Regions from separate parts of the Homo sapiens genome. Here region 1 is linked to region 2. A link is a contact called in ENCODE Hi-C or POLR2A ChIA-PET data. All regions are on one chromosome and are shown on one strand. Each heading gives the region's core, a stretch centred on a gene start or an enhancer-like site at or near the end of the contact. The rest is flanking DNA. Distances are from core to core; before and after follow the strand shown.

Region 1 (3,185 bases), core at 660-3,159, 370 kb before region 2:
ATGATTGACTGTGGGTGGGAGGGCGGAAAGGAATGGAGGAAGGTTCCTTTGTTTGGGGCCTGAGTGACCACCAATGGGACAGTTATTGAGATGATGCTATGGCCTGAATGTTGGTGTCCCCCCAAAATTCAAGTTGAAATCGAATCCTCAATGTGATGAGATTAAGAGGTAAGGCCTTTAGGAAGTGATTAGGTCATGAAGGTGGAGCCCTCATGAGTGGTATTAGTGCCTGCGATAGTTTGTAAGTTTCCCCCCTCTAAATCTCAAGTTGAAAGTTAATCCCTAGTGTGGCAGTGTTGGAGGTGGGGTATCGTTGGAGGTGTTTGGGTCATGGAGGCAGGTCGCTCATCAATAGATTAATGTCCTCCCTCAGGAGTCAGTGAGCTCTCACTCTATTAGTTTCCCCAGTGCTGGTTGTTAAAAAGAGCCTGGCATCTCTCCCCTCTCTCTCTCGCTTCTGCCCTCAACACGTGATATCTGCACGTGCCAGCTCTCCTTCGTCTTCCCCCATGACTGGAAGCGACATGAGGCTGTCACCAGATGCAGATGCCCAATCTTGAACTTTCCAGCCACCCAGAATAGTGAGCCACATAAAGATTTTTTTTTTTTAAATAGAGACAAGGTCTTGCCCCGTTACCCGGGTTGGAGTGCAGTGGCTCAATCATAACTCACTGCAGCCTTGAACTCCACCCACCTCAGCCTCTCAAGTGGCCGGGACTACAAGCACACTTTACAACACACAGCTAATTTTTTAAAATTTTAGTAGAGATGGGGTAGATGGGGTCTCACTATCTTGCCTAGGCTGGTCTTGAACTCCTGGCCTCAAACAATCCTGCTGTTTTGGCCTCCTAAAGGATTAGGGTTACAGGATAAGCCTCCATGCCTGGCCACTTTTTAAAATAAAATAAATTACTCAACCTCAGATGTTCCTTTTAGCAACACAAAATGGACTAAGATAGTGACCTTATTAAAAAAAAAAAAAAGAGAGAGAGAGAGAAAGAAAGAAACAAAAAAAAGCCCAAGGAGCTTCTCGTCCTCTCCTTCCACTGTGTAAGGCGGTAGCGATAAGGCACTGTCTATAAACTGGAAAGCAGGACCTCATTAGACACCGAATCTGCCAGAAACTTGATCTTGGATTTCCAGCCTCTAGAACTGTGAGAAGTAAAGTTTTGTTGTTCAAAAGCCCCCAGTTATGGTGTTTTGTTATAGCAGCCTGAGCTGACTACGAGGAAGACAGATGAGGAAAGCATAGGGTAGGGATAATTGTAAAAACCCAGTTGCACAGATTATCTCTTTGCAACCAGGGAGAATCTCAGTATGAATAATCCTATTTTAGTCTAAATGGAGAGGAGGGAGGAGTTCACTTGTATGTCTCAGCTTCATCTGTTCTTTCACTGTGCCCTTTCCCACAGGAGATAGAAAAATGGTTAATGGTGGCTCACGTCTGTAATCCCAGCACTTTGGGAGGCTGAGGTGGGCGGATCACTTGAGGTCAGGAGTTCAAGACCAGCCTGGCCAACATGGCAAAACCTCGTCTCTACTAAAAATACAAAAATTAGCCAGGCGTGGCAGTGTGTGTCTGTAATCCCAGCTACTTGGAGTTGAGGCACAAGAATTACTTGAACCTGGGAGGCAGAGGCTGCAGTGAGCCAGTGAGCAGAGATCAAGCCACTGCACTCCAGCCTGGGTAACAGAGCCAGACCCTGTCTCAAAAAAAAAAAGAAATTTCTCTGTCTGCCAGGAGGTGGAGGAAACCACAGCCTCCTTTCTTCCCAGGTGGTCATACGTATGAATTCACTCACACACACACACTGCTGCTGCCCAAAAACCTCAGCATCACAACCATTCAGCTTCTTTTGACTCAGTGACGTAGGCAGAATCCCAAAATAACCCCCCCGTGACCCACACTTCTGCAGAATCCCCTTCCGTGGAGTGCAGGCAGAACCTGGTTGCAATTTCACTCCTTTCACTAAGTTATGTTATACGGTAAACATGAAGGGACTTTGCAGATGTAATTAAGATCTCTAATCAGTTGACTTAAAGCTCACTTGGGCCTGGCCTAATCAGATAGGCCTTTAAAAAAGGGTCTAAAGTTCACTTAAAAAAAATATGCTAATCATGTTCTCCTATTGGCCTTAAAGACATAAATGGCCATGTTGTAGAGAAACCTGTGCCAGAGAAAAGGCTTCTAGAGACTGAAGACTGTAGGCTTTAGTCTTCCAACTGGAAAGAACTGAATTCTGCCAACAACCAGTGAGCTTGGAAGAGAATCCTGAGCTTCAGCTGAGATCACAGCTTTGGTTGCCCTCTGATTACAGCCTAGTAAGACCTCTGACCCAGAAAAACTGTCAGATAATAAATTTATATTGTTTTGAGTCCCTACATTTGCAAGAATTTGCTATGCAGGAATTGAAAACTAGTGTAATAAAATAATAATAATGGCTTTTATTGAGCACTTATATTGTGCTAAACCTTTTCAATTGCTTTACCTCATTATTCCTCACAACCCCATGAGTTTGGCACTATTATTATCCCAATGTAACACATGCAAAATTGAGGCTTAGGGAGAAGTCACAGAACTGATGGTGGGATACAGCAGGCACTCTGAAGACAGGGAGTTTGAGCATTACACAATGCTGTCTTCAATTAGAAGCTGTCCCTCATCAGAAGCTGTGCACCTGAGACTCCTCTTCATAATTATGAAGGCTGCTCTCCCCTCCCCTTAATGCCTTAGACATGCACTCTGGCCCCAGGCCCCAAGTAGTGCCTCTGATGGGCCATTGCATCATTTCCTCTCCCCACCTTCTGGAAGCCCCACAGTCAGCTTGGACAGCATGACCTCTGAAAGCTAAGATGTCCCCAGGGTCCACTGGGCATATTATAACCTAGCTCACACGTCGGGTGTCTGATTTACTTTAGTTTTCCCAGGATCATCCCAGTTGTAAAACTGAAAGCCCAAAGAGAGTTTGGTGAATGGGTACAAATACACAGTTCAATAGGAGTAAGTTCCAATGTCTGACAGCCGGGTTGGGTGACTGTAGCTAACAAAATGGACTGTCTATTTCAAAATAGCTGGAACTGAGAACTTGAAATGTTCTCAACACATAGAAATGATAATCAAGGTGATGAAGACCCTAAATGCCCTGACTTCATCATTACACAATCCACACACATAATAAAGTATC
Region 2 (3,731 bases), core at 772-3,271:
TGAGCCCAGGAGTTTCAGACCAGCCTAGGCAAGATGGTGAGATCCATCTCTACAAATTATTTTTTATTTTTTTGCCAAGTATGATGGCATACACCTGTAGCCCCAGCTACTCGGGGAGAGGCTGAGGTGGGTGGATTCCTTGAGCCCAGGAGTTCGAGGTGACAGTGAGCTTTGATTTCACCGCTGCACTCCAGCCTGAGCTACAAAGGGAGACCCATCTCTAGAAAAAACAAATGGCACAGCCTCTATGGAAAGCGGTACGGTGGGTCCTCGAAAAAATTAAACAGAATTACCATATATCCACCAATCCTACTTTTGGATATTTATCCAAAGTAACTGAAAGCATGACTTCTATTGAAAGGAATTGAAAGGAAATAATTGAAAGGAACTCATGCAGATAATTGTATACCCAGGTTCACAGCAGCATCCTTCACAATGGCCAAAAGATAGAAGCAACCCGAGTGTCCATGGATGGATGAATAGATAAAATGTGGTATACATACAATGGAATATTATCCAGCCTTAAAAAAGGAAGGATATTCTGACATATGCTTCAACATGGATGAATCTTTAAGACATTATGTTAAGTGAAATAAGTCAGTCACATAAGGACAAATACTATGTGACTCTAGTTATATGAGTGTCTAGAGACAACAGCAGAATGGTGGTTACCAGCGGGTAGGGGAATGGAAAATGGAGAGTTAATGTTTAATTGGTCCTAGGCTTAGTACCTGCATGACGAAATAATCTGTACAACAAACCCCTGTGACATGAGTTTGCCGGTGTAACAAACCTGCACATGTACCCCTGAACCTAAAATAAAAGTTAAAAAAAAAAAAAAAAGAAAGAAAGAAAAGTGCCCTTTGCGGTTCCACACAGAGGCGCCAGCCTTGGGCTGAGAGAACTCACTGGTTTGATGGTTATTGGATCGCTCATTAGAGATAACCAAAGCTATTGTTCCTCCCTGATCTTGCCTCTGTAGTTGAGTCATCACCCTTAGAGGCAGAAGAAAGCAAATTATAGCAGGGCTTCTTCAGCATTGGGGTGGGGAAAGTATTAAAACATGCATGGTAAAGATGTCACCTTCTTGGTCGTGGAAAAGCCCTCCTGGGGTAAATCTGCATATATTTGCATATATATATGCACGCATACATCCTAACCTGAAGGGAACATCCAGCTCTTCTCACCTACAAAAAGATGAATCCTTCTGATGTCTCTTTTACAGGGTATGTGGACAATAAAAATTTAACTATTAATGTTGTAGAAATCTAAGGGAAAAAAATCGCAAAATGAACGTGCCATTTAAATTTTAAATTTAAAAACGTCATTTTTAGTGTAAATTCTTTATAGGTAGATAAGAGCATATCTTGAAGACTTTTTAGGAAGGGAGAAGGGGAAATAGTAAAAGGTAACGTCAATCCTAAATCTTTATTTGAAAAGGAGACTGGATCTGTTTTTTTCTCTAACATCAATCCTAAATCTTTATTTGAAAAGGAGACTGGATCTGTTTTTTTCTCTAACATCAATCCTAAATCTTTATTTGAAAAGGAGACTGGATCTGTTTTTTTCTCTAACATCAATCCTAAATCTTTATTTGAAAAGGAGACTGGATGTTTTTTTCTCTAACGTCAATCCTAAATCTTTATTTGAAAAGGAGACTGGATTTGTTTTTTTTTCTCTAATTGTGTGCTGGGCAGTAGTTCTACCTTACTGTACCAAGGGGACTAACAGGGTTTGGAGAAACTAGGCTTCATCTTTTTCCAGGATCATCAGACACTTTCCAGGGGGAAAATGGACTTTCACTTTGGAAAATATAAAATCGTGTTTGTTTTACCTTACGAAACAACTGGAGCCTCTGGAAGACGAGGCTGTACGGTGCGTTGTGTAACCCGCCTGGGGAATCACGTTGCACAGACAAGTCCCACAGGCTTTTACTGCAATAATAAGCTTGATCTTCTTATTCAAATACAAGTAACAACCACAGCCGGCTCCAAGTCACGTGTCCAGGTCACATGGCACACAGACGCAGAAGCCGACTGGCAATCATTAGCCAATGCTTACTACCAGGAAGAAAATCCTGGCATTAAAGACACGAACTCAGTTTTTATAAAACAACCAGGACTGCAAGAGAAGGCATTTGATGTGGGGGTAGGGTGTCATTCTTGTTAAGTGCTTTCCAAGGAAAGGAAAAGAGCCAACACACACTCCCTCCTTTCGCTCTTCTCCCAGAACTTTCCAAACTTGCCCAGCGTAGCCGCCTTTTCCAAACCTGGAGGAGTGCTGGGCTGCAGCATCCGCAGCTCAGGTCTGGGAGCGAGAGGGAGGGGCGGGCTGACTTGGCTCTGGGTCCTAGCCCTTGGGAAATGGAGGGCTGAATTCAGAGCTGAATTTAGTAGAAAGCCAAGTTTTCTCTTCCTTATGAAATTAATGCTTCTGGGTCGATGGAGTTTGGGGAGGGGCGAGGGGTGAGAAGAAGCACTGTGAGCTATGGGGTCCGTCTGGACTTTTTGTTAACATGAAAAACAACATCCAGAATGTGGCTTCTTTAAGTTTTTCTGTGGTAAGAACAGAAACTGCAAGGACTCTGCCTACCTGAATGTTTCCTTGTTCAGCCGTTTGAATTTAGAAAGAAGTTCTTTCACTTTCTCTAACTTGTATAGTGTTACTTTGTGCTTCCAAAAACTGCAGTGATCGAACTGAGTTTGTTTAATTTAGTGTGGAAGTGACAATAGTGGGTGTGAATGAAGAGTTTAGAATCTGCTGGAGGGAAGGGGTAAAGTACAGATAAAAGGCTTTAACGGAAAATTGACAGCCTTTTTTTTTTTTTTTTAACAATCTAGGCGTGTTTTATTTCACAATGCACAGAAAGTGCTTTACCCAAACACTGCAGAACAGACGCAGCCTTAAAAGAAAATCTATTGGTATAGTCAGGATTCTCAATCCTATTTCATTTCGCTCTTTTCAGAAAGAACAACCATACAAAGAATTTCACTGTGTCACTGAAATATAATTATTTCACAAAATTTAGTTAGGAAGTTTGGTTTTCTCCCTCTTCATCTTTTTCTCCATCCTACCCTCTTCAAAAAGCTAAAATACGCCTGTAATCTCAGCACTTTAGGAGGCTGAGATCAGGAGTTCGAGACCAGCCTGGCCAACATGGTGAAGCCCCATCTCTACTAAAAATACAAAAAAAATTATCTGGGCATGGTGGTGTGTGCCTGTAATCCTAGCTACTCGGGAGGCTGAGGCAAGATAATTGCTCAAACCCGGGTGGCAGAGGTTGCAGTGAGCTGAGATTGCGCCACTGCACTCTAGCCTGGGTGACAGAGTGGGACCCCGTCTCAAAAAAAAAAAAAAAAAGCTAAAATAAGAGCATGTGAGCCAAAGGGGTGAATCTAGGTTTCGTAGGTCCTGAAGCTTATGTAATTTGGAAGGAAGAGAATATAAATTCAAACATACAAAATTAGGTATTAAAGTATCACTAAATTTAGAAAAACATATAATTAACTGACTAACATATCTCTAAAATCCTTTCTATCCCACATTTTGGGGCAGATATTCATTGATGGCCTCTTATGTTCCTGAAAGGTGAGAACTTTCATCTTGACCAGTGATCCGTTTAAGTGTACCTACAATTGTACAAGTTTGATGATTGGAAAGCTTTGCCCCAGACTCTTGTAGGACCCTATTTCACATCTTGTTTCCCCCCCTTGCTCTGGGGACATGCACAT

What was found. Hi-C counts contacts between places; a loop is a spot of excess contacts on that map. ChIA-PET counts read pairs that join two places held with the same protein, here RNA polymerase II (POLR2A). Pooled maps may share reads with other maps.
Region 1: a loop to region 2 is called in a pooled map, with 2.5 times the contacts of the local background. The contact joins two enhancer-like sites. A Hi-C loop is called at or near these places in 2 of 50 pooled maps. POLR2A ChIA-PET finds 5 or more read pairs at or near these places in 2 of 52 experiments (T-cell and activated CD8-positive, alpha-beta memory T cell).

Annotation. Positions count from the first base shown.
Region 1 is chr13:30,766,040-30,769,224 of GRCh38, reverse strand. No RefSeq gene overlaps it. Among named protein-coding and RNA genes, the nearest start is that of ALOX5AP, 32 kb to the right of the region's middle. Within about 2 kb of position 1,909, at least 2 of the 41 ENCODE cell types and tissues checked have a DNase peak (open chromatin) inside an H3K27ac peak, as active enhancers do.
Region 2 is chr13:30,393,886-30,397,616 of GRCh38, reverse strand. No RefSeq gene overlaps it. Among named protein-coding and RNA genes, the nearest start is that of LINC00426, 22 kb to the right of the region's middle. Within about 2 kb of position 2,021, at least 40 of the 41 ENCODE cell types and tissues checked have a DNase peak (open chromatin) inside an H3K27ac peak, as active enhancers do.